Linked DNA regions of Mus musculus: all the other regions are linked to region 6. The links are chromatin loops, found by intact Hi-C in ENCODE. Cell type or tissue: gastrocnemius. All regions are shown on one strand.

The links. A loop is a pair of places that touch in the nucleus more often than their neighbours do. Peaks named below come from ENCODE experiments on the same cell type or tissue, not always from the same donor. Only the 100,000 strongest peaks of a DNase experiment are listed, where the experiment ranks them.
Region 1: a loop joins it to region 6, with 2.4 times the contacts of the local background. A loop is called at or near these places in 12 of 42 quality-filtered maps.
Region 2: it touches region 6 in a loop (5-fold over the local background); 32 of 42 quality-filtered maps call a loop at or near these places.
Region 3: a loop joins it to region 6, with 5 times the contacts of the local background. A loop is called at or near these places in 8 of 42 quality-filtered maps.
Region 4: a loop joins it to region 6, with 2.3 times the contacts of the local background. A loop is called at or near these places in 14 of 42 quality-filtered maps.
Region 5: it touches region 6 in a loop (3-fold over the local background); 4 of 42 quality-filtered maps call a loop at or near these places.

Annotation. Positions count from the first base shown.
Region 1 is chr12:8,934,790-8,938,789 of GRCm38, reverse strand. Laptm4a (lysosomal-associated protein transmembrane 4A) reads right to left here. Exons shown (of 7, transcript NM_008640.2): 4 at 3,802-3,924; 5 at 2,708-2,803; 6 at 1,995-2,093; 7 at 48-673. The coding sequence ends at 599. Among named protein-coding and RNA genes, the nearest start is that of Matn3, 11 kb to the left of the region's middle. In gastrocnemius, a CTCF peak has its summit at 2,417 (motif pointing right); a DNase peak (open chromatin) is centred at 2,442; H3K27ac peaks cover 999 bases.
Region 2 is chr12:9,000,281-9,004,280 of GRCm38, reverse strand. Wdr35 (WD repeat domain 35) reads right to left here. Exons shown (of 27, transcript NM_001159527.1): 12 at 140-284. Among named protein-coding and RNA genes, the nearest start is that of Ttc32, 28 kb to the left of the region's middle. In gastrocnemius, a CTCF peak has its summit at 2,067; DNase peaks (open chromatin) are centred at 1,880 and 2,084; H3K4me3 peaks cover 210 bases.
Region 3 is chr12:8,697,527-8,701,526 of GRCm38, reverse strand. It overlaps Pum2 (pumilio RNA-binding family member 2), which reads right to left. Exons shown (of 21, transcript NM_001160220.1): 2 at 3,368-3,436. The coding sequence starts at 3,418. Among named protein-coding and RNA genes, the nearest start is that of Pum2, 25 kb to the right of the region's middle. In gastrocnemius, a CTCF peak has its summit at 2,429 (motif pointing left); a DNase peak (open chromatin) is centred at 2,423.
Region 4 is chr12:8,769,329-8,773,328 of GRCm38, reverse strand. It overlaps Sdc1 (syndecan 1), which reads right to left and starts at 1,933. Exons shown (of 5, transcript NM_011519.2): 1 at 1,628-1,933. The coding sequence starts at 1,693. It overlaps Gm4755 (a long non-coding RNA gene), which reads left to right and starts at 2,058. Exons shown (of 3, transcript XR_381238.4): 1 at 2,058-2,364; 2 at 2,701-3,818. In gastrocnemius, a CTCF peak has its summit at 2,341; DNase peaks (open chromatin) are centred at 728, 1,196, 1,670, 1,998 and 1 more place; H3K4me3 peaks cover 2,512 bases; H3K27ac peaks cover 2,014 bases.
Region 5 is chr12:8,980,665-8,984,664 of GRCm38, reverse strand. Wdr35 (WD repeat domain 35) reads right to left here. Exons shown (of 27, transcript NM_001159527.1): 5 at 3,505-3,633; 6 at 1,771-1,904. Among named protein-coding and RNA genes, the nearest start is that of Wdr35, 8.7 kb to the right of the region's middle. In gastrocnemius, no CTCF peak of the experiment used is centred here; no DNase peak of the experiment used is centred here.
Region 6 is chr12:8,887,202-8,891,201 of GRCm38, reverse strand. The region is part of intron 1 of 9930038B18Rik (a long non-coding RNA gene); the gene reads left to right. All of the region lies in intron 2 of Gm33483 (a long non-coding RNA gene), which reads right to left. Among named protein-coding and RNA genes, the nearest start is that of 9930038B18Rik, 4.2 kb to the left of the region's middle. In gastrocnemius, a CTCF peak has its summit at 1,732 (motif pointing left); a DNase peak (open chromatin) is centred at 1,717; H3K27ac peaks cover 366 bases.

The DNA of each region.
Region 1 (4,000 bases), 48 kb before region 6:
TCACAAGGACAGGATCGCTCTAAGTTATAGCATAAACATGAGGCACATTTAAGGACAATGGTAAAATTTATGAGCTTTATTAAAGCGGTTTATCACAAAGATGGAAACGTACAAATGAGAAGCATGCAACCATCATCTTCCACAGTCAAGTCAAACTGCTATTTCTCTCTCTCTCCTGTTTCATAGAGCTGGAAACTGCAGGTGTTATACCCAACCTATTCATCCTCAACACTGTAGTCACGCCCCGGAAACTACTCAGGGCACCAAACATCCAAAACATAAACTATTATTATACAAAGAAAGTGCAAAGTTAAAAAAGAAAACATGGAGACCCCTCCCCCCCATACCCTCAGCTAAAGGCTAACAATGGCACTTGGCTCTTGCTTAATCTAGATTGTCTTCAAAAAGTCTCTAAAATGTGATACTTAACAAAAAGTTTTTAATAAATGTCCAAAAGCTCCTTAGTGTTTGAAAATAAATGCTCAGACAAGACAGTGTACTTTCTATCAAACAAGTCTGAGAGGCCCGCACTGCAGCTTTCTGTAAAATAAACAAGACGAGAAGCTGGTATAGGCTTTATTGACAAGGCAGAATGTCCTCAGGCAGGCAGGTAAGGAGGTGGTGGCTCTTTCTCAGGAATCTTCACAGCCATTTCATAGGTTGGCAAAACATACTGAAGAGAGAAAAGAATCACGTCAGACAATGTCACTTTAAATTCTTTCCAAAAATAATCAGCTTTCAGACTTTATGTCATAAGTAGAAGCACAAAACCCGAGAAAGTTGATGTCAGAGTCAGTGTCTGTCTGTCAGTCTGCCTGCCTGCCTATGATCAGGATGTAGCTCTCAGCTATCTCTCTAGCACGGTCAGTGCTGCTGTGCACTCCTGCCACGCTCCCTGCCTTGATAATAGACTAAGCCTCTGAACTGTAAGCAAGTCCTCGATTAATGCTTTTTTTTATAAATAAAAGTTGCCTTGTTCATGGTGTCTCTTCACAGCAGTAGATCAGTGGCCAAGACAAGATAGACAGATGGACGAACGAAATGCAGGGAAGGATGGGTAAATGAGATGGACGAATGGACGGGTAGATGGAGTGGATGGATAGGATGGATGGATGGGAATGGATAAATGAGTAAGTAGATGGATGGATGGATGGATGGATGGATGGGTGGGTGGGTGGGTGGGTGTGATGGGTGTGGATAGATATAAGACAGAATTAGAATTCTTCCTCTGAACTAACCTAGAAGATAAACTAACAAGCTAAATTATATATTAAATATAAAGGGTCTCTTGACAGGCAACCAATAACGCTCCAGTGCAAATTCAAGGGCTGAGGATCTGGGGGAAGAGGCCCCACTAACTCCTCTAATGGAAGCTGTCAGTGTCTGAAGTTTCATAATAATTTGCACTTATAGGACAATGACCTTCTATCCTGCCCTTTGGGATAATAGAAAACCTTTCTAAAGGTCACTCTAGCCTAAAGTCCTCTAAGTGACAGGCTGACTCAATATGGTCCACGTGTATCATATATGCTGAAAACCTGCAAAGTAGCAAACAAGGTTCTGAGAGGTGGGCTCAGCACTCAGATGCTTGCACAATCATCTATCCAAGGACCAGGCTTTGGATCTGATAGATGTGTACACACACACACACACACACACACACACACACACACATACACACACACACACACACACGACCATCAGCCCGCATCCCTTAGAATTCTCACAAGTCAATTATCTCATATCTGTCCAGAAACATTTGTGAGGACCACTAAGAAATAAACCTAACAGTCAAGCTGGGCAAACAGTGTAAAGAGCTCTAGCCCTGTGTGCACAAGACTCCTGGTGGAAAATACTAAATCTTAAACATTTGTGGGTTCAAACTATCCAAATTCCAAACCACGCTTATGGCAAAGAAGGGAAAGTCAAGCCCCACGTGCACTTCTGGAGGCATCAGTAAGAGTGACAGTTTGGTGAGTAGAACAGTAGTTAACCTGTGGAGGTGTTTCAAAGGCAGGGTACACGGCAATCTCTGGCACATTTCTGTTGTTGATGTATTTGTAGCAGTTCCAAACACAATTGATTAGGTAAGCCTGAAAGGGAAACAGAGCTCAGCGGGCTGCTCGGGGAGCAGAGGACCCTCATCTCTCCCACACCACGCTGTCTGTGGAAAAGGGACCTCGGACAAGGCAGGCTCATCCTGACTGGCTCTCACTGAAACATCCCAAGTTTCTCACAGAGACTCTAGCTGGAGACTTTGGTCTGCTAACCGACAGACTGTGGAGGAAATTCCTGAGCTCAAATGTTAGGAATTTTAATGGATTTCTCTATAAACCCTGAACCACTTTTTTTTTTTTTTAAGATTTATTTATTGTTATATGTAAGTACACTGTAGCTGTCTTCACACACACCACAAGAGGGCGCCAGATCTCATTACAGATGGTTGTGAGCCACCATGTGGTTGCTGGGATTTGAACTCAGGAACTTCGAAAGAGCAATCAGTGCTCTTAACCACTGAGCCATCTCTCCAGCTCCTGAACCACTTTTGAAAACACAAAAATTCTACTCACTGGACACAAGACAGAGGGGACTCCATCCCTTAAATGCAGTGACTGTCACTACAAACCCTACATCAACTGCGATCCTAGAAAAAGGTTTACTGAGCAGTCTCACCAGGGCCCCCAAGAGTGAGTCACAAGCTCCTTACCTTAAAAATGATGAATACCACAAAGAACACAAGGACGATGAACAGGAGGCAGCTGGAGTCCAATGCCAGGAGGTCATCTTTGTATGGGAAATCAGGCTGTGAAAACACAAAAGCACGGACACACCAGGCGCTTGAGCATTTTAAGAACACAACCATGTACAGCAGACAGTGACAGCTTCTGCAAATCTACACAGAAGAACGCAGCACACCCGGGACCCCCATCATCGACGGACGGACCACTGCCGTCTGCCTATTTAATAGCTAAGATTACTAAAAGGTCTGGACAGAGCTAATATTCATTTTGCTGGTTATTTCCCATCTTGTGCTTTTGACAAAATATAACCACTTGTCTGGATCCCCAACTCTGTCCTTGTTCAGAAAGTCGGGAGAACTGAGATCGCTCAGGTCTTTGGCGAAGTAACTTTCCCAGGAGTCAAACCTTGGTCTCAGCTCTTCAGTGGATGGTTACAAAGAACACACGGCACTGGCTACAAGCCAGGCAAAAGGACATGATTTACTGCTGACAAGCTCACTGTGCTGGAAAGGATTGGCTGCACTCATCTGACTCTGGGCGAGTCAGGAGAAAGGCATTAGAAGTGAAGGGAGGGTCAAAAACTGGCCAGCAAAGGAAATACCTTCTAATGGAAAGGATCCAATCAAACAGAGGGGAAAACACACCAGAGTCTGTAAAAGAGCAGGTGTTCCTAAACAGCTAAAGTTTCCTACCCAGGGCTAGGACACAGCAGGCACATCAATAACGGACAAGGGTACAGCAAGCACACAGACACATGCCACCTTCTGATAAAGATGAAGCACCAGCCCCTTAAGAGTCCTAAACACAGTCGAACATCTTACTGAATCACAATTAACTCAACTATCTCGTCCACACTCACTGTCTTTACGGACGTCTTGTACTGTGCTATCCAAATGGTACAGTACAACAATCATTTATGTCTATCTTACAGGTTTTAACATGGGAGTGATTTTAAGATACTGTATAAGGCAAAGAGAGTTAAATAGTAGCAAGGGTGCCTCGTGATTTCAATTAAAATGTTTCACTTAAGTGGAAATGTTTAAATAGCACACACACTTACCAACTGATCCAGATATTCTTTGATTCTTGGCAAGTAAGTGAGAGAACTGATGGCCACCAGACAACTGAGAACGAAGTCAAAGAGTCGGTAGCAGAAGAAAGGAATCAGCCAGCCCACTTGATACTGCAGAAGGAAAGTACCACTTAGCATACACACACAAAATCACTAGCCTTGGTAAAGGTCAAACTCGGAGCGAGGA
Region 2 (4,000 bases), 110 kb before region 6:
AAAAAAAAAAAAAAAAAAAAAAAAAAGGACTTCTATTAATCAAGGCAATGTATATTTCTCAAGAATGGCAATAGATAATTAACTATGTCTGGATCCAATACGGTATAGTTGCTTATTAAATATATATCAAAAAACATACCTTTCTCTTCCTTCTTTTCGAGACCGTGTGATCTGATTAATTTCCAGTGCTGTGAGCTTCTTTGCCACACGATATTGCCAGGTATAAAATGCTTCTTTTGAAGCTGCTATCACATGGGTTTTGGTCATTGCAACAAATAATGGTACTATTAAAAGGAACAGAAAGACAGCTAAGCTATAGTTACACAGAAACAACTTCACACCACTGAGCCCAACTCCTCATTTTAGAAATAATAAACCCAGTCTTGAAATATGCACAGACAGTCTCTCAAATCAGGCAAGAATCTAAAGTTACTAGGATCACACAAAAAATATTAAGTAAAATGGATCTGCGATGTACAAGGATCAAGAGCTAAAACCCCAGGCCTTTTTAAAGAGTCCTTACGAGTATAGGGGTCAGTGGAAGCGCATTTGCTCCGCGTGGGAGAAGTCACTCAATCCTCAGTGTCACGGAAAGAAAGAGGAGCAGCCTTTTAAGTAGTCTATTACTTTATGTGCATGAGTGTTTTTCCTGCATATGTGTCTATGTGAAGGTGTTAGATCCTCTCGAGTTAGAACCACATAATTGCTGGGAATTGAACCCAGGTCCTCTGAAAGAGCAGCCAACACTCTTAACCACGGAGCCATCTCTCCAGCCCCAGAAGTAAATCTTTGTGAGTCAGGGTTAGGCAACAGTTGATGCCTTAGGCATGACACCAAAAATGATGTAACAAAAATAAAGAAATTGAATCTTATAAGGAATTAATGGTTATAAACATACATATAAGACTGTCCAAAAAAATATTTAACAAAAGAAAAACTTTTAAGAAGGCAAAGAATCTAAGTGAACACTTCTCCAATAAGACACACAAATACTCATGAAAACATAACCAGCATCATTAGCCACCAAAACCTGGTGTGTCACATGATCCTCACTGAACATGGAAGCTACAACTGGCGTGTCACATGATCCTCACTGAACATGGAAGCTACCTGGCATGTCACATGATCCTCACTAGCATAGCTAGAATTTTAAAAAGTAAGGCAAGAATTGATCAGGGCATAGAGAAAAAAATGAAAATGTAAAATACTCTAAAAGAACCTTCCAAAGTTTCTCAAAATGTTGACTACAGAGTTACACATTACCTAGCAATTCTGCTCCACGGTGTATGTCTAAGAGAAGCAAACACACACACACAAATTTACAGTCAGGTGCTCAAAACAGTGTTCCACATAGACCCAACATGTGGAAACAACTCAGATATCCACCAGCTGTTGAACCCAATCTCTTTCTCCCCTCCTCAGTACCAATTACAGCCAGATCTAAACATTTATCTTTTTGTTCTTGCTCTCATTTGTACTGCATTTCCACTTCACTTAGCAAACGAGAAGACACAGCCCAAGTGTCATGCTGCTAGGCAGACATGTCACTGACCACCTCTTGGGTATGCTTTTGTGAAGCAAAGCGCCTCAGCAACTCCAACAGTGGATTAAAAGATGGGAGACTAAACAGTAAAATAATCACCTAAACTCATAGAATAATACTAAGATAAAGTTAAATATGCAAACAAAATATATGAAAGCAAAGCAGCTCTCTGTAAGGGGCATTACTCTCTTTTCTGAGCTCATGAATAATCAAACACTGTGAACTGTTTCTGCTTATACTGCAAAGCAATGAGGCCAGTGTTGGACGTTTGTCACACAACTAGCCAGGGGCATGTTTTGGCAGCAGGACACTTAGAAACTGAACAGTAGACGCTCCCCCTGGCAGCGTACTATTAACTGAGTAGATTGACAACTCAGGAACTCAAACTCAATAAAGTTGTGTCGGATTTTTTTTTTTTTTTTTTTTTTTTTTTAATTTCAGGCTTTCAAAGTTTTTCTGTTCAAAGCAAATCATATACTATTAGTGACCTCTAGAGGGAGCACGAAGCTTTCATTGCCTTGCACAAAATCAAAGCCTGGTGAAATGGCAGCCAAACCTCCAGAGGGTGCTAAAGCCAGCCAGGTTGTCTTCTCACTGACTTTACTAAATCTAATAAATATTTAGTAAATTCACCATGAATATTTCAATTCTGGTAATTGCACTCTAATTGGTTTGAGGTTCACCAACCTTTACTGCTTCCTGGTAAAATATGACATTTCCAAAGCATATTTCTCAACCAGTGTTTAATTACAATTATGAGTTACATTCATGTCCTTTTATTCTTTTTTTTCCATACAATTTATTCTGATCACACTTTCCACTCCCCCATGTTCTTTATTCTTAATACTTCATGAATATGAGAATTTATTGCTATCCTGATTAATTCAAAATTAAAATGTTACTGGTTCAAAAGACAAGTCGGGCTTCTTGGATTCAAATTGCAAACACTTCATAATTATGATGTTAACAATTATGTTTCTCTCTCTGAACCTCAGTTTACCTGCCAATTGAAAATAACAATATCAGCTCTATAGAACTGTTTTAAGGATTAAAAGAGAAAATAAAGGATAACACGGTACATGCTTAGTAATTTTAAATGCTTAATAATTTTAAATACATGCAAGCACTCTTGTAAACACATTATATGCATTAACTCACAGCCACTGTATAAGGCGGACAGTGCTATCATTAGTTATCAGTTTAAAAAAAACTACCTGGTTATGAAGCAATTATAACTTATCTATGTTATACAGCTAGACAGTGGGCAAGTGGGACTTAAACTCAGGTCCTCTACGGCTCTTGAATCTGTGCTCAGAATCGCTGAAGTAGAATGGCCCTCAATAAACATCAGGACCCATTAGGCATGGTAGGTATCACTGTTTTTATTTTCATTTTCTATATGAATTTTTATAATGTAAAATACTCAGAATAAATATAAATATATATCAGAAAATACTTTCAATTAATGTACTAGCACTCTCGATAAATTCAAATGGGAACATAATGCCATCGTATAAATTCTGATAGACTTTCATTAAAAGATGAATTAAAGTCCAACTAAATGTATAAGTAAATGAAGATGAGGTCGCCAATCACAGTTTGATAGGAGGGCTCTATTGGTAAAGGTAATACACAGTTTGAGCACAGGACATGAAGAAGCCCATTGGTAATGACCAGGAAGCCTCTTTGCTCCTACAAGCTTTCACAGGACTAGAAGGTGCTGCTGTACCTTGTAGTTGCTGCTGAGGGAGAGGCATGGACAGCCTCACCCAGCTGTGAACCCGTGAGCTACACTAATGATTGGCATGTACCCATGATGTAACAGCGACACAGATGGTAGCAGGCTAACAAACTGCTGCTTGATCCACAGAGGAGCACTGGTACTAAAAATCTGGTTAGGAAGTCTGCAAACCTAGGGATAGACCTAATGTTATTATGCTACTAAATGGACATAACAACAAATTGTCCTCTGAATTCATACCCATAGAGCACTTCTCTTCATACTCATAAACTATGACAGCGCTCCATCGTTGGTTTCTCTGTGCAGTGAACAGAAATTCGCAACTAATCAAAATACAGAGAATAAGTGTTCATGGAGTCCTCAGCCACAAGAGATCATCAATTCAATCCCACACACCAGCCTTAGATGTGATCTCCATATAGTCCCGCCCCAAAGCTCAGGGACCATCAGAGAAGAGGTCAGAAAAGGACCAAAGTAAAACAGTGTCCTCTGGACATGGCAGGCCCGCTGCAGGCATGGCCTCACAGCAGCTGTGCTTGCCTAAGACCTGCTCAAGACCAAGCCAATCAACACTGTAGTGTGGGAGGGGGCGGGGCCCAGGACTCTGCATTCCTAAGGAATGATTGATGGTCGATGGCTTCTGTAGGAAGGAGAGTCAGGTATCTTAGTATGGTAGGTGAGCTACTCTACAGTGGACACCTTCACACCCAAGAGTA
Region 3 (4,000 bases), 190 kb after region 6:
TAGTTCCTCCAATATGTCCCTACTCCATCACTCTATTTTGTTTCTTTTTGTTTAAGACAGATTTCATTGTATAGTTTCAGCTAGCATGGAACTTACTATGTAGACCAGGCTGGCTTTAAATTCCAAGATCCACCTGCCTCTGCCTCCACAATACAGGAATTAAAGGCATTTACTACCAGGTTAGACTCTACTTGAGATTTTTTTTTAATGCTTTATATATTCTTATTTTATGAGCCTTGGTGTTTTACCAGCATGTATGTCTGTGTGAGGGTATCTGGTCCCCTTGAACAGAAATTACAGACAGACAAACTGCCATGTAGATAGATACTAGGATTTGAACACAAGTCATTTGGAACAGCACCAGTGCTCTTTAAACTACTAAGTCCTCTTTCCATTTTAATATTTTTTTCTAAAATACTGTGTCAAAATAGGAGAACATTATTTATCACAACAGAACAATCCCCAAATAAAACTCATTAGCTCAAAGATCTGAAGTGAAATTTTGGTTTCCTCAACAAAATTCAGGCAAGGTCCTTTTCTTCTATTATTTCAAAATTAAACAGGAGACAGCTATATGCACCCTAATAAACTGATGACAGTTAACAGGCATGTGCTTCTCTGGATACTTGACTAAAATATTACATCTCTATACATACTAATAAAGCCAAGCACCTCTTCCTATGTGTTGTATTTGTTTGTTCTAAGCCACACAATATAAAGGAAATCAATACAGACAAAAACATGCTATTGAGGAGAAGAATGAGTTTATGAATACAGATTTGTTTCTATTTTTGGACTAACAACTTAAGAAAATGACCTCCTGGGCTGGAGAGATGGCTCAGCGGTTAAGAGCACTGACTGCTCTTCCACAGGTCCTGAGCTCAATTCCCAGCAACCACATGGTGGCTCACAACCATCTGTAATGGGATCTGATGCCCTCTTCTGGGGTGTCTGAAGACATGACAGTGAGTGTACTCACATACATAAAATAAATAAGACTTTAAAAAATAAAATGACCTCCTGATGATAGCTCACAAAAAACGATACATTTAAAACAATTCTTGTAAGTATACACAATGATTCTCCATACATTAGAGAGATTTATAACAGTTAAGACTCAATATGCAAAACTTTAAAAGGAAAGAACAGGGCAATCCATTAAAAAAAAAAAAAGGGATTGTTTTACATCACAAAAACATCCCAAACAAGCAATCTTAGAAAACGAGAAAAGAGCCAGAGAGTACAGGCTGCTTTAATTTATTCCAATGGGTGAATTCTGGAATAAAACAAACAAAACACCTCACCTGTCAGTAAAGGAGGAGAAGACTGGTGAGAGAGAGACAGGCAAAGAAGGAAATCCCAGAAGGTTCCCTGCTGCCTGTGAGATGAGGAAAGATAGAAAGGCTTGTGGGAGAGAACCCAGAGACAGAAATTTGAGTAGGCTTCTTAGCTATCTCTTAAGAGGTAACAATATTAACTGGTAAACTGTTTTTTAAAAAATAGCAAAACCAGCTTATTTTTAAAAAAAAAATATTTTTACTGGATGAAGGTTACATGTTAAACTGGCCTGCAGCCATCCACCAGACAGCAAGAAGTTTAGGCCTATAGCACTCTGGTTGTCTGATATGTTGACTAATAAATTAGCATGGGTTTTAGCTTATTTCATTTAGCTTACTATTCAATCCAACTCCTCTACTAAAACCCATAGACAACTAATTTAACCACTGCTTCTGACCACAATTTTAACCACAAAGGTATATTTAAGTTATCAAATGTATTTTTCAAATAGCAAAACAAAACAAAACAAAAGTCAATTAGTAAATAAATCCATAATGTATATGGAAGTAAAGAACCAAGCCTAGGATTAATGTAGGGTTCTCACTCTTATGAAAATCAAGTTCAAGTCTGTCACAGACAGAAGGTAGAAACACTTCAAAAATGTTTTCACTGTTTTAGTATCTGAAGATAAGGTCTTCCTATTTAACCTAAACTGGCCTTGAGCACAAAACTTTTCTGCCTTGGCCCACCAAGTGCTGGAAGTACAGGCATGTTCTACAATGCTCCCAGACCTGCTGTTAAGATATGCTACTCTACTTTCTAAAACTCTAAGAATACAAATGGGGGGGGGGGGGGCGGGGCAGCCCTTTTAGCTCTATTTAGTCTACTGGAGTATCAGTAATGCCTGAGCAAGACACTATGCTACAAAATATAGGTTTTCTTTTAAAACCAAAAAGTATCCCTCGCTCAAAATATTTTTAGGGCCCAGATTAGACTTTACTTTATGTGCTGAACTAACAAGTTTATTTTGGCAATACTTAGCTTAAGCACCTTAACTCACCCTTAAATCAGTCCTCTGAAAATGACAAACTCTTTGGAAAACGCTGTTCTGAAGAAAGGGAGGGTTAGCTAGCTGCAGAGTGCCCTCTTGTGGCCCAAAGGAGTGACAGGACTCTCTTTCTGCATCTGAAGAGCACAGCATTGGATGGAGTGAGTCTCTTGAAGGTCTCTAATCTACTAAAGTAAAATAATCTCCAGGAGCAAGCAATTCATTACACATCTTAGGTCTGTTTACTGTTATTTTCTACTATCAAAGTCTATACAGGAGTGTGTAATATAGAACACAACAAAGGTGTGTCTACAGGAGTTTTTATAATCAGTTTTCTAAAATTCATTAGGAATATGGAAAACTAAGTATTTTAGATGCCTTCAAATATGTAATGGTATGGTTAACTGGGTGACCCAAAGAAAACCATAGATTAATAGAAAAGATAACATCCATTCAAAATTGTAGAGTACCTATTATACTAAGCATTAAAAGCTAGCAATTTATAGGAGACAAATACAAAACAAACTAATCAGTAACATAAAGTATTTATAATGAACTAAATGACAAGTCAGATGAGGCTAATTCTATTACAGACAGCTATGGGATACTAGATACTGTGTTTTCAGTGGAGTCTTGCAGATTAGGAGTTTATTAAGCAAATATCTTCAGGTAAAGAGAGTTTTGAGAAAGAGTAGCAACAGTCAAGCATAGCTAAAGCAAACAGCATACATATATAAAATGGCAGAACAGGATGTACTCTTTTGAGCAGAGCTAATTCTAATTACACAATTCACTAGCAAAATATGATAACCAAGTCAATCAAAATCACCTAGACACAAATAAGCACACCAATAATTACTTACTGGGTTTAACTTACAAAATAAGCAACCAAAAAAAAAAATCATTGACTACACAAGTGCATAATTTCAATTAAAAAAAATATAGGTCTGAAAGCTGTAACTATTTCCAAGATTTATAGTTTAAAACTAAATTTCAATGATTAAAGTGAATCGTAAGTTTTTGGTATTGGTGAACTCTTACCTCTCCCATTCCCCGAGATTCTAATGCAAGAGCTTGAAAATCATGATTCATTTCATCCACAGATCAAACCTAGTGAAGAACAAAAAGTGAAAGTTAGCAGGATTTTTTTAAAGTAGTAACTATGTTGTACGTCTATTAACTAATATTATCACACTCCAAAATAGACAAGAACAGATGTTTCTGTGACAGGCTTTCCTAAAACTGTAAAAGTAGTTTTGTTTATATAATTCTGTATGCCAACAGTCCACTACACATTCTTGAAGCAAAGGAAGTAAAAGTGAATCCAAACATTAAAGCATTTCTCTTTTTAGTGTGACAAGTCACTTCTATAACATTGTTTTATATTACTTAAGGTTTTGTTAGAATCCCCCACCCAGGCCCCCCCATCCCCGAGACAGGATTTCTCTGTGTAGCCCTGGCTGTCCTCGAACTCAGAAATTCGCCTGCCTCTGCCTCCCAAGTGCTAGGATTAAAGGCGTGCACCACCACACGCAGCCTTTCTTAGGATTTTTTTTAAAAACTCTAACCACTTATTTATAAACCTCAATGTAAAAAAGTTAGCAAGATAATTAAATGGTGAAGCACATTTTTAGTGAAAACATTTCATATACAGTGAATTAACGACCGTGTTTG
Region 4 (4,000 bases), 120 kb after region 6:
TCAGTTCGGAATTCATAGCCCTCCCAGAGAACCCTGATTTGGCGCCCCCACACAACCCCAACTCATGGGCAATACAATTATGGAGGCCCTCTCTTGGGCTCCAGAGTGATGGAGAGCACCAGCCACCTGGGAAGGAGCGAAGGCAATGCCATTAACAGTGACTGGGGACGTGTCCGTGTGCCACTTTATTTGTACACGACCTTGGTATCTACCAGCGCTCAACTCTCCTTCCCTGTGCACGTGTCTGCCTTTGCCAGGACTATCGAAGTTAAGCAGACCAGATGTGGCGGTGGGAGACTGCCACTTCCGGGAGGGATAAAGCCTGAGGCTCCGCACCTCGCCTCTGCCTTCCAGGGGTTGGGCAAAGCCGCCAGTGGAAAGGACACCCGGGACTTCACAGCGGGTGCGGGGGCTAGGGGCGTGGACACCCGGAGGGCAGCGCTGACACCTGGCGGCGACCCAGGACCCGGCCCACGTCAAGGACCAGCGCTGCGGGGCGGTTCCCAGGGAAGGGTTACAGGGGCCGAGAACAAAGCGCCCCCGTTGGGGAAGGCGGGCTAGCGGACGGCGGCTGGGGCGGGAGAGCACTTTCTGGGGTACCCTCGACCAAGCTCTTTGTCGGCCAAGCCGCTGATTAGAGAGACCGACCCCCACCAAAGGTGGATGGCTGCATCCTACCCAGAAGCTTTCCCCCACCAGTCGCCAGCTCCACGTTCGTCCCTCTTTCCCCGCGGCCCTACTGGGCGGGCCAAGGGACCCGCCTTCCCTACGCGCGGCTTCAGCACAAAGCCGAGTCGGGGGAGGGGAAGAGCCGTACCGGGGTCCACTCGCGGGGAGGGTCCCCCGCGCGGGCCATGCGGAGGAGGCCCTCCGGGGGCAGCACAACTTCAGCGACCCCAAAGTTGGGTTCTTAGGGTCTTCAGCGTTCTGAAGCCAACTTCCCGGAACCTCCCGCTGCCAGCTCGGCCCGGCTCACCTGGGGCAGCCAGAGAAAAACCGAAGGTCCCTGAGCCACCCTCTTGTGTCCCACAAACAGCCTTAATCCCGTCCCTCCCGCCACCCCGAACGTCAGCTTCCCCCTGTTCCCGCGCCGGCTCTGCTGTGCCCAAACTTGCCCCGGTGCAAAGGGCCGAGCGCCCGGACTCCGCGGCGCTGGGGGTGCAGCCTGCAGTCTGGTTTGAATTAGGGTCTATGGAAAAGGCGTTGTGGCCATGGCCACTGCATCCCTCCGGGACACTGGCGGAGGCCAGGCCGCTGAGATGGCCAGCAAGACAGCAACGGGAGAGAGCAACTCCAAGCGGCGCCTAAGGCCGGCGGAGCGCCTAAGGCCGGCGGACTCAGACCCATGTGGAGTCGTTTTACTTAATTGGGAGCGGGGAACCAATGGAGGTTCCACTCTGCAGGACGCCCGGACCACGAGCTGGGATAGCCTCCTGGCATCCACGGACCGTAGAGGAATTGGGACAGGAGTCCTCATTAAAGGGCTCACCATCCCAGGATCCGCCAGGCAGCGCGGGAAGAAGTCCCCGCTCCCCTCCCCCTCCACGTGCTGCCGCCTGCATGGCATCGGCGAGTGGCGAGTCCCGGCTTCCCGCCGCCTCCCAGCCCTGCCCCGGGCCACACTCACCGGGAGGGCAGGCTGCAGGCGCAGCGCCAGCGCGCAGAGCCAGAGCCAGAGCGCCGCGCGTCTCATGCTGCCCAGACCGGCGGCGGGAGCTCGGTGGGCTTCGTGGATCCGAGTTGCCGGTTGCACGGAGCTCCGGGCCGGCTCTGCTGATTGCTCTGCGCTTTGCTGTCCCAGGCTCCTGCCCAGCTCGCTGCTCTCTCGAGCGAGGGCTGTAGGTTTCGCCGGCTGGAGTCAGCTCCCGACTGCCAGGTCCCTTCCTCTGCGTTAGGCTCTGTCTCCTCTGGCCCGCACCTCTCCCGCGGAGCTCCGCCTTATAATAAACCCAAAGGCTCTGCAGTTGCAAAACTAGCCGCCCACCCCCAGCTCCGCGGGCCTGGGTAGTCCCAATCTCCACCCCTCGGGCCCCGCCCCCTGGGTTGCCCCGCCCCTTGGAGCGCCCCACCCCCCAGGGATCCAGCCACACCCCCTTCCACGCCTCCTAGGATCGAAGCCCACCCCACTCTTCAGCTCTTGCAGGTCTGAGTCCCACCTTCCTCCCCTGAGCACTGGTGAGTGCCGGCAATCTGTAATTCCCGCGTCGCACCTTCCTTGATGCGTAGCTGACGGAGACCCAGGTGCACTCGCTACTATGTCCTGGTCCGGAGTCCGGAGGCACTGCCCTGGAGAAGGGCGATTGTTAGTTCTCTACGTGCGAGGCTGCAGCGCCCTCTGGGCGAGGACACCCAGGGGTCCTCCAGGTGAGCAAGATTTTGGGGGCAACCTCGGAGCCCCACAGCGATGAGGCTATATATAAACCGAGGGATCGATGTATGGTTCCCACCTCCCCACGGGCTGAGGATAGGGGACCCCTGAGGTCTTGGTCCTTTACTTAATTGCTGGGAACTCCAGACCTTTAAAGACCTTTAAAGACATGAGCACTGTCTGGAAGAGCTGGCTTTGTTATTGTTTTTATTATTATTATTATTATTATTATTATTATTATTTTCTTTTTTGCTGTCTTTCTATTTATAGAAAGCCCCTTCTCTTCCTTGTCCAAGACCAAAGGAAAAAATAAATGGCCTCTTTGTTTCCAGGTGACCGCAGGCCTAACCAGCTGCGGAGCTCCAGTTGAATTCCTGTTCCTTCATGATTCTCTATGGGGCCTGGACCTCACAGTTTCCAACGTCCTTCAGACGTGTCAGTCCAAAAAGGAGCCCAGAGAGCCTACAGGCGAGGCAGATAGCAGCGAGAGCAAGGAGGAAGAACCAGCCCTGTCTTGCCCTCAATCTGTAGATGGTGCCAAAGGCCCTTTGCACCTGCAAGGCAGGGGCCATAGATGGCATCCATCCTTGTTCCTCAGCCCCACATCAGCTGGCCTGGACTGAGAAGCTAGATCTGAGGCTCAGCGTCTCGGGAAGTCCCCAGTGTAGACTCTACACTGTGGAACCAGCCTTCTGGGAATTCAACAGCCTCCTTTACACACACCACACCTCCAGCAGTAGCCCAACAACCAGCACCCAGTTGTGTTTGAACACTTTTGTCCTCAGGAAACTCTCCCTTTTGGCGTCTCAGCTGCCCTAGGTCTAACTATGGGCTACATACAGATCCTGCCCAGTTCTTGCCTAGATCCTTGAGGGTCTTGGTAAAGAATACCCAATAGCAAGGCTCAGGAAGGCTTAGGACCTAAAAAGCAGGTGCCTCCTAACACAGTGGCTTTGGGATCTGAAGTCAGCTCTTCAGTCCTTTGAGCCTGATATTTGGAGGAAAATAGGACACTTTGGTATTTTACCTTCCTGTCCTCTCAAAATGGGGGCGGGAGGGGGGGGGGGAGACGGGAACAGGAAGGGACTGATGAGGCTGTTTCATGTTTTAAACATGACCAGCTTGATCTTTCCTTCCAACTGCATAAGTTTAGCCCAGATCAATGAGACAGTAAAGAGGCAACGAAGACGACTCCTATAGGGAGACCCCAAGAAAGGCACATAAAGAAAGGAGGCTATGGTCCTGTTGACCTCAGAGCCCAGGCACCCTACATGGCTTGTGATTCCTCCCTGTCCTCAATATGCAAGAGGTTGGAGAGATGGCTCAGGGGTTAAGAGCACTGACTATTCTTCCAGAGGATCAGGGTTCAATTCCCAGCACCTGTATGGCGACTTACAGCTGTCTATAACTCCAGTACCAGAGGATACAACATCCTCACACGGACATACATGTAAGTGAAGTACCAATTTACATAAAATAAAATAGAATACTAATTCTAAGAAAGAGAGAGAGAGAGAGAGAGAGAGAGAGAGAGAGAGAGAGCCTTTGTTCCAGCACCCCTTACATCTAAGCTGATGGAGAGTAGGTAGGGAGCTTAGCGTCTGACTGCAGGTCTGCATGCAATTGACATCT
Region 5 (4,000 bases), 93 kb before region 6:
GAAGTTTGTCTCCTTGGTGATAGTTGACCAGGCTGACAAGCAACACTAACCACCATACCAATTTGACCTTCTTTCTAGAAACTGATTTTTCTCCCTTACATATTAAATCAATTACAATTCTTTTCACAAACAAGTTCTAGTTGCTATAAAAATATCTTGGGTACCCTGCATAAAAACTTTGATGCAGGCACCTCAAGACTTAAAGAGAAACTTACACAGCAATGTTATCCTTCTCATTACCCTTAGGTTTCAATGCTCCATCATCCTGAACCATCCAGCAACAGGAAATCAGGCCTAAAAGCTGCACTCTGCTACATTAATTCACCTTAAAGCAATGAACCTTGAGCTAGAAGAGTGCTTGCCTGGCAGGCAGGAAGCTTTGCATTAGACCTAGCACCCGCAAAAGACTCAGTAGGGTGAAGGTGCACTCCTACAAACCTTACAACTCTGGAGGCAGAGACAGGAGAAGCCAAAATCCAGATATGCAGCAAGCTCCAGCCTGGTCTACACAAGACCCTCTCTCAAAACAAAAACAGCTAGCCCCACCCCTGCCTTGGTTACTGCTTTGTTGCTGTGACGAGACATCATGACCAAAACAATTTTTTTCTTTTGGGTTTTCAAGTCAAGGTTTCTCTATGTAACTCTGGCTGTTCTGGAACTAGCTCTATAGACCAGGCTGGCCTCAAATCCAGAGATCCACCTGTCTGTGCCTCTGCCTGCACCTCTACCTCTGCCTCCTCTGCCTCTGCCTCTGCCTCTGCCTCTGCCTCTGCCTCTGCCTCTGCCTCTGCCTCTGCCTCTGCCTCTCTGCCTCTCTGCCTCTCTGCCTCTCTGCCTCTCTGCCTCTCTGCCTCTCTGCCTCTCTGCCTCTCTGCCTCTCTGCCTCTCTGCCTCTCTGCCTCTCTGCCTCTCTGCCTCTGCCCCTCTGCCTCTCTGCCTCTGCGCCTCTCTGCCTCTGCCTCTGCGCCTCTGCCTCTGCGCCTCTGCCTCTGCCTCTCTCTGCCTCTCTCTCTGCCTCTCCTCTGCCTCTCTGCCTCTGCCTCCTGAATGCTGGGATTAAAGGTGTGCACCACCACTGTCCAGACCCAAAGCAACTCTTATTTTAAAAAAAAATATTTGATTGAAAGTTTTTCATAGTTTTAAAGGGTTAGTCAATGATCATCATGGCAGGAAGCAGACAGGCATGGCACTGGAGCAGTAGCTGAGAGCTTTATATCCTGATCCCCAGGCATGAGAGAGAGAGAGAGAGAGAGAGAGAGAGAGAGAGAGAGAGAGAGAGAGAGCGGGGGAGAGAGAGAGGGGGGGAAGGGGGAGGGGGAGAGGGAGAGGGAGAGGGAGAGTGAGAGGGAGAGGGAGAGGGAGAGGGAGAGGGAGAGGGAGAGGGAGAGGGAGAGGGAGAGGGAGAGGGAGAATATGAATAGGGCTAGTGTGGACTTTTGAAATCTTAAAGTCCACCCCCAGTCACATACCTCCTCCGACAAGGCCACACCTCCTAATCCTTCCCAAACAGATCCACCTATGGGAGACCCAGCATTCCAATAGATGAGCCATGGGAGCATTCCCATTCAAAGCACCATACCACACCCCCCAAAAAACTAAGATTTGTCTTTTAACTTTTAAAATTGTTTAGATGATTAGAAAATTAAAACTGAATTAAAGACAAAGTCTACAAACTATTGTAACTATCATAATAAAGGCAAACATATATAAATGACATCTAAACTAATCATAGAAAAGTATCCTAATACAATAATGAATCTATACACTTACTATAAAATTTCCTTGATTATCATAAATGTGTATTTCTCCATTTGCCATTCCAAAAAGTAGGATTTTACTATCTGCAGACCAGGTCACATGGCACAGCTGAATTCCCTTCAGGTCTTTCCCCCAAATCCGATTCCCTAAAACAAAGCAGAGCCAGTTATAACCAGCTCAGAGCTGTGATCCTCCAACAACTGCTTCCAAATATTGATTCCCTAAAGCTCTCTCACATTCCTCACAGCTTCACTCAGTCACTCAATTAATTTAGTCAATAGATATTTATTAGCACTCATAAGCTGTGTAACACTGAGACCTTTCCAGAAGCAGCTGTTTCACACTGTCTCCTGTCTCTTCGACTCCCAGTCAGATGAGTGAGTAGAAAACACACAAGCTCTCTCAGAAGCAGCTCTTCATCTGCTCGCACCCTCAAACACCCAGAGCATAAGGAACCCAAGCTGGGCCTTTCTGCTGCACCAGCACAGCGGGAAAGGCAGCTCCGGGGTGAGCCCTTCTATGACCAGGCCTCCATCCAAGCCTGTGGTCACCCTCTTCCCATTCTACAAAGCTCACCCGATAGATCATCCTCACCTCTCTTCTTTAAACTCCTCTCTCCATGCCCTGGCTTACACACGTTTAATTATACATCAAACTCCTAAGCACCTTGAATAAAAACAAACAAAACCAACCCCTTCGCTCGACCCTAAATCTCCTGGCACTGCCCTATTTCTACAGTCCCTCCCAGCCACATTTTTTTACTTTATTACAGTGTTGAGGTCTCATTTCCTTGTGGTCCCCTCAACTGTAAGTCACTCCAGTCTGCCTGCTACCATACAGCTCCATTAAAGCATCCTGTATGGGGCTATGACTGCCTGATGCTGAGGCCAACTGACAATGGGTCGGTCTATCCTACTCTTGTCCTGTCTTTTCAGACCACGCTCTCCTTCTTGATACTCTCTTCCATGATGCTTAGAGTCCTTTGTCTCCAAGATGTTTACTCTCAGTGTCTTTTGTGAAATTCTTTTTTTCTCCTCCAAAGCGATCCCTTGGTCCTGAGACATGCTGCTCGTCAGCCTACCCACCTGTGTCAGCACATGCATCTCCTCCTCCAGGAAGTCCTCTCTGATCTCTCCCCGTCTGCCTTTGGTTGTGTTTCTGCATGTTCCTGCATGTCCTTCCCTGGTGCACCACTGGCTGCTGACCGGTGACGATGGCCTATTACTCAGGGTCACTTATGATGCAGGTCAGGAAAGTTTTTTGCTGTTGTGCCTTGAACTCCTAAGCTACAGCTACTGCTTTCTGGGCTCTCAGTCACACTGGGTGACACAATGAGCACACACAAGTAAATCTACCACAGTGATTCCAAACCAGCCCCGTGAGGATGTTTGTTATATTAAACCCAAGATGCAGACTCACAGAAGACACAATCTCACTGTGAGCTAGAATTTGAAAGAAATGGGTATTTTAGGCTATAAAATTAATTAAAATGATACTGAGAAATTGATTTAGCTGTTTTCAGTACTACTGTAGGAAAGTGAAACAATAGACTTGTCTTGAAAATACTTCCAGGTCAGAGGTTAAAAATAACAAGGTGGTTCCTAATGTCACAAATCATATAATAGTCACATAACAGACACTTTTTTTCTTAGTGTCTATTTTTTCAGTAAGAATGATAATTAACTTAAATCTTTAAAGGTAGTCAGGAACCCCTGGTCTCCGGCCAATGTCCAGTGACTGGATTACCGTCTACTGAGCCGACGATCACAGCTCCATCTTCGTACACAATGCAGATCTTCTGTCCGTCCGCATTCCAGCTCATGCTTCGAACCACAGACTTGTTGCGATTGTTGATCATCTCCTCATACCAAGAGCCTGTGTTCACAAGTTTAAAAAAGTACAGTCAAAACCTTCACATTAGTCAGGACAGGAGGAGGTGACTCACACACACCTTTACTCCCTGCACTCAGGAGCAGAGACAGGAGGATCTCTGAGTTCAAGATCAGCCTGGTTTACAGAGTGAGTTCCAGGACAGCCAGGCCTACACATAGAAACCCTGATTTTAAAAAAAGAAAAACAGAAAAACTTTCACATTTATCACCTGGTGCTTAAGGGTTGATAATATTTTCTGGGCATTGTCATGCATACCACTAATCATAGCACTTGGAAGACTGAGGCAGGAGGATCATAAGTTTGAGCCCAGGTTGGGCTACATATAGCAAGACCTGTCAAGGAAGGAAGG
Region 6 (4,000 bases):
ACATAAAATAAATAAATCTTAAAAAAAGAAACAGCACAGTCATGAATGGGGGGCAGTGATAGGGGGCTTGACTGGTCTTGAGGGTCAAGAGAAAGTCGGACAGGGGCAGTCACAGCCTGGGGATTGAGTTTCTTTAGGCACCCATATCAGTACTTTAGTACCAACATGCTTGCATGAGAGTCTCTAAGTAGCATGCTCACAGTATTGGTTAATTTCCCTATTACCATTGGTTTATAAAGTAGACCAAGTTGGCCTTGATCCTCCTGCCTTAGCATTCCGATTGGGATTTCAGGTATGTGCCACTATGCTCAGGTGATCTCTCCACTATCAATGTGGTTCATTAAACTGACTTTTGTAGATGAGAGAAGAGACCCTCATTTCAAAGGCTCTGAGAACTCTTGTGTTCCAAAACTCTGTTACTATTAAAAATTACTTGTAATGGGGGAGTGGGGGGGCACACACCCAGTACTCAGGAGGGAGATGAAGGCAAAGCTCTGTGAGTTCAAGGCCAGCCTGGTCTGCAGAGTGAGAACCAGGACAGTCAGGGCTATACAGAGAAAACCTATCGAAAAAAAAATCAATCAAAGAAAAGAAAAATGACTTGTAAAAGTATATAGTAGTGTGTGCTTGCATGGATTGCTTGGTTTAGTTAAGGGACCTCTGCTCATAGGAACATGTGACAGTCCCAGGTTAGAGGACCTCAGTTGCTGAAGTGCCAGCTGGAGCCACCAAGGCCACAGAAACAGCCATCTGAGGCTCCTGAACACAGGACTTGTGCCACCTTCAGGAACAGTACAATTCATAACAGTAGGAAAATTACAGTAATGAAATATCAAAATCATTTTATGGTTGGATGTCACCCCAACATGAGGAACTGCATTTAAGGGCTACAGCATTGGGAAGTTTGAGAACCACTGTAAGCCATAAAACAGACTGCACCTGTTACAAACCTGTAATTTACCCAGCCTTTAATCCCCCAAAAGAAAAGAACCTTCCATCCGTCCTCAGACTCCAGTGTCATAGCTGACTATAGCCATGCCATGCTAGGACCACCTTAGTCCTTAACAGCTCACTGACCATGAAGAACTCCCTTCAAAACATAAAAACATGTGTCTCCCAGAGCCAAAAACATGACGTGATGTTATGGGAAAGACCATTGATGGAAGCTAGGCACCAACCCAGCCACTGCCCTGGTGCTACCCCTGCCCTAACTCTCATTGAACACTAGGTATGGTTATTTTCTATGGATGGTACAGGTATAAAGAACTCTAGTGCTGGGACAGAAATAAAAAGCCACCTTCTAGACAGTTTTGCCAAATATCACAGAGCAATTTGCCATGTGCCAGAGCTGGAATGGTTAACTAGACTACTGCAGCTAAGGCAAAAAAGAACCCCTCTATGCTCATCAGCCCACAGGGTCCGAGGTCAGCAACCACCTCCAGAAACACAGCGGCAAGGCCTTCATGTCTTGCCTTTCCTAAGGGACATTACCTAAGGTACCACTAAGTTGTGACTAAGGAATGCAGGGCCTCAGACTAGGAGCATGGGCTTGCATGGGATTGATTAATAATCGATGGACATAGAAAATTGGAAATTTCATCGCTGTGGACAAGAGAGACGCATCTTTCTTTTTTAATGTAGTAAATAAAGCTAGCATGCCTATCAGCAACATTGTTTCAAGCGCGGCAAGATATCAGCCGGTTGGTAAGAGCGCCCTCCTGTGTCAGTGTGGTGGAATGTCTACTTGCATTGGCTTCAAAACACACTTCCTCTCCCATTTTTCATTAGGCAAACCTGTCAGAACTTCGTTGAGGCCTCTAACCATGTGGGTTCAGTTAGCCCCTGGGAGGAGGAAGACTAGTGTCAGGGGCCTCTGACCTCAGCTAGGATAAAGGCTTCACTCCTTCCTATGTACTGCACAGTTCCATTCCTATAAATGATTGGAGATCCCACTGTGTTCATGTGGCGCCTATCTGTAGACTGACTCCATGTTTATTAAGATCTAGCACGGAAAAGATTTTGAAAAGTGCTTATTCACTTAATATACTTAAAATAGCATTTTGTAGCAGCAAAACATTTTTATGAAAATAAGGGGGGGGGGGAATGTAAGGATGACTTGGTTAGTAAAGCATTTGCCTCAAGACTGAATTTGATCCGCAGAACCCGCATAAAAATGCTGGACATGTCAAGTGCATGCTTGCAATCTCAGTGCTGGAAAAACAGAGACAGGAGGCTCCCTGGGGCTCCCTGGCCAGCCGGCCTAGCCTAACCAGTGAGCTCTGTGTTCTGTTTCAAGAGAGATGATCAATGTTCCTGAGGGTAACTCTCAAGATTGCTTTCAGCACCCCCCCCCAGCACACAGAAAGAGAGAGAGAGAGAGAGAGAGAGAGAGAGAGGCTTAATTTTCTAAAGCAAGTACATTCATCACAAAGCTAGCATTATTTTACGTGTTTGCAAATCTCTCTCTGTCTGGATTAACAGAAGACAGCTGATTCTCACGTTCGCTTCTGCCTCTAATCCCTTGCCATATTAGGTCACGTAGCCTCTGGGAAACTCTGTGTGTGCTGACAGCAGGAGTGACGGAGGCAAGTAAAGCCTACAGGTTATTACAGAGACATTTTGACCTTGGGATCCCCTGAGATGGTCTTGGGAAACTGGGACGGGGGTGGGGGTGGGGGGACTGTTTTGAGAACTGCTAATTAAGAATGTAGTCACATGGGGGAGTGTCTGGGGGCTGACAACTTCGTTGGTAAAGTGCCTGCATGTGTGAGGAGCTGACTGAGCCGAATCCCCAGCACTCATGTAAAAGGTTGCTTACTTGTAACCCTAATGCTGATGAGGCAGAGTCAGGAGGCTTCCCTGGGGCTTGCTGCTTAGCCAGCCTAGTCTAACAGCGAGCGAGCGAGCGAGCGAGCGAGCGAGAGAGAGAGAGAGAGAGAGAGAGAGAGGGGGGGGGGGAGGGGGAGAGGGGAGGGGAGGGGGAGGGGGAGAGGGAGGGGGGAAGATGGAGAGGGAGAGGGGGAGGGGGAGGGAGAGGGAGAGGGAGACAGAGAGCGAGCATGTGTGCACTGATGCAGAAGCAACTGCATAAGTATGTGCAGGTCAGCAGAGGCCACTGTCCATTATTATCCTCTATTGCTTTCCGTATTTTATTTTGTTTAAGATTATTTAGAGGGAAACTAGAGCATACTGATTGACTAGACTGGCTGGCCGGTGAGCTGCCCCAACCCGCCTAGATCCTTCCAGTTTATGGTTCAAGCATTGGAATTGCAGGCACCGGTGGCCACATCCTGGCTTTTTATGTGGGAGCTGCAGACCCGAACTTGGATCCTTGACTTGCTTTGCAAGCTCTCAACCCAATGAGTGGGGCCATTTTCACAGCCTTAAGAATATTTTTTAAGTGACTGTCCTGGTGTTTGAAGTTTTCCCCAACCAAAGAACCTATCTGAACCTGAAGATGGAAAAGATATACCCCGATCCTGGGTTACTCTATGTTCAGGAGAGAGAGAAAAAAAAAAGAGATGTCCATAAACTTTCCATCCTTTGATGTCCATCACAGGCAGAGGGTACTGTTTGTGGGCAGCATCTCAGCCACCTCTTGCTGGTCAAACACCTTTCAGCCTTTCAGAACTTTCCTCGCCCATCCTTCTGTTCCACGCACCTGGCCCATCAGCTCTGCTGCCAATTTGAGATCTTTTTGACCCATAAACAGAAGCTGGAACAACAGTTTTCTCTGCTAATTCATGGAAGCTCGTGTCTGGATTGTACCCAGAGGTAAACCCAGCCTCCACCATCCCCAAACACAAAACACCTCTGGGAGGGCCTGGGTGCTAGCTCCCTGACCCTGTGAACTGCACTGGGCATTGCCTGCCATCTGCAAACGTCACTTGAGGATACCTCCTTTCCCACAGTCAGCTGTGACCTGGACACAGTCCTTATGATAAGACACTGACTTCTTGACGGACCCAGATTTTGTCTCAGTCATGCCATACTTCCGTTC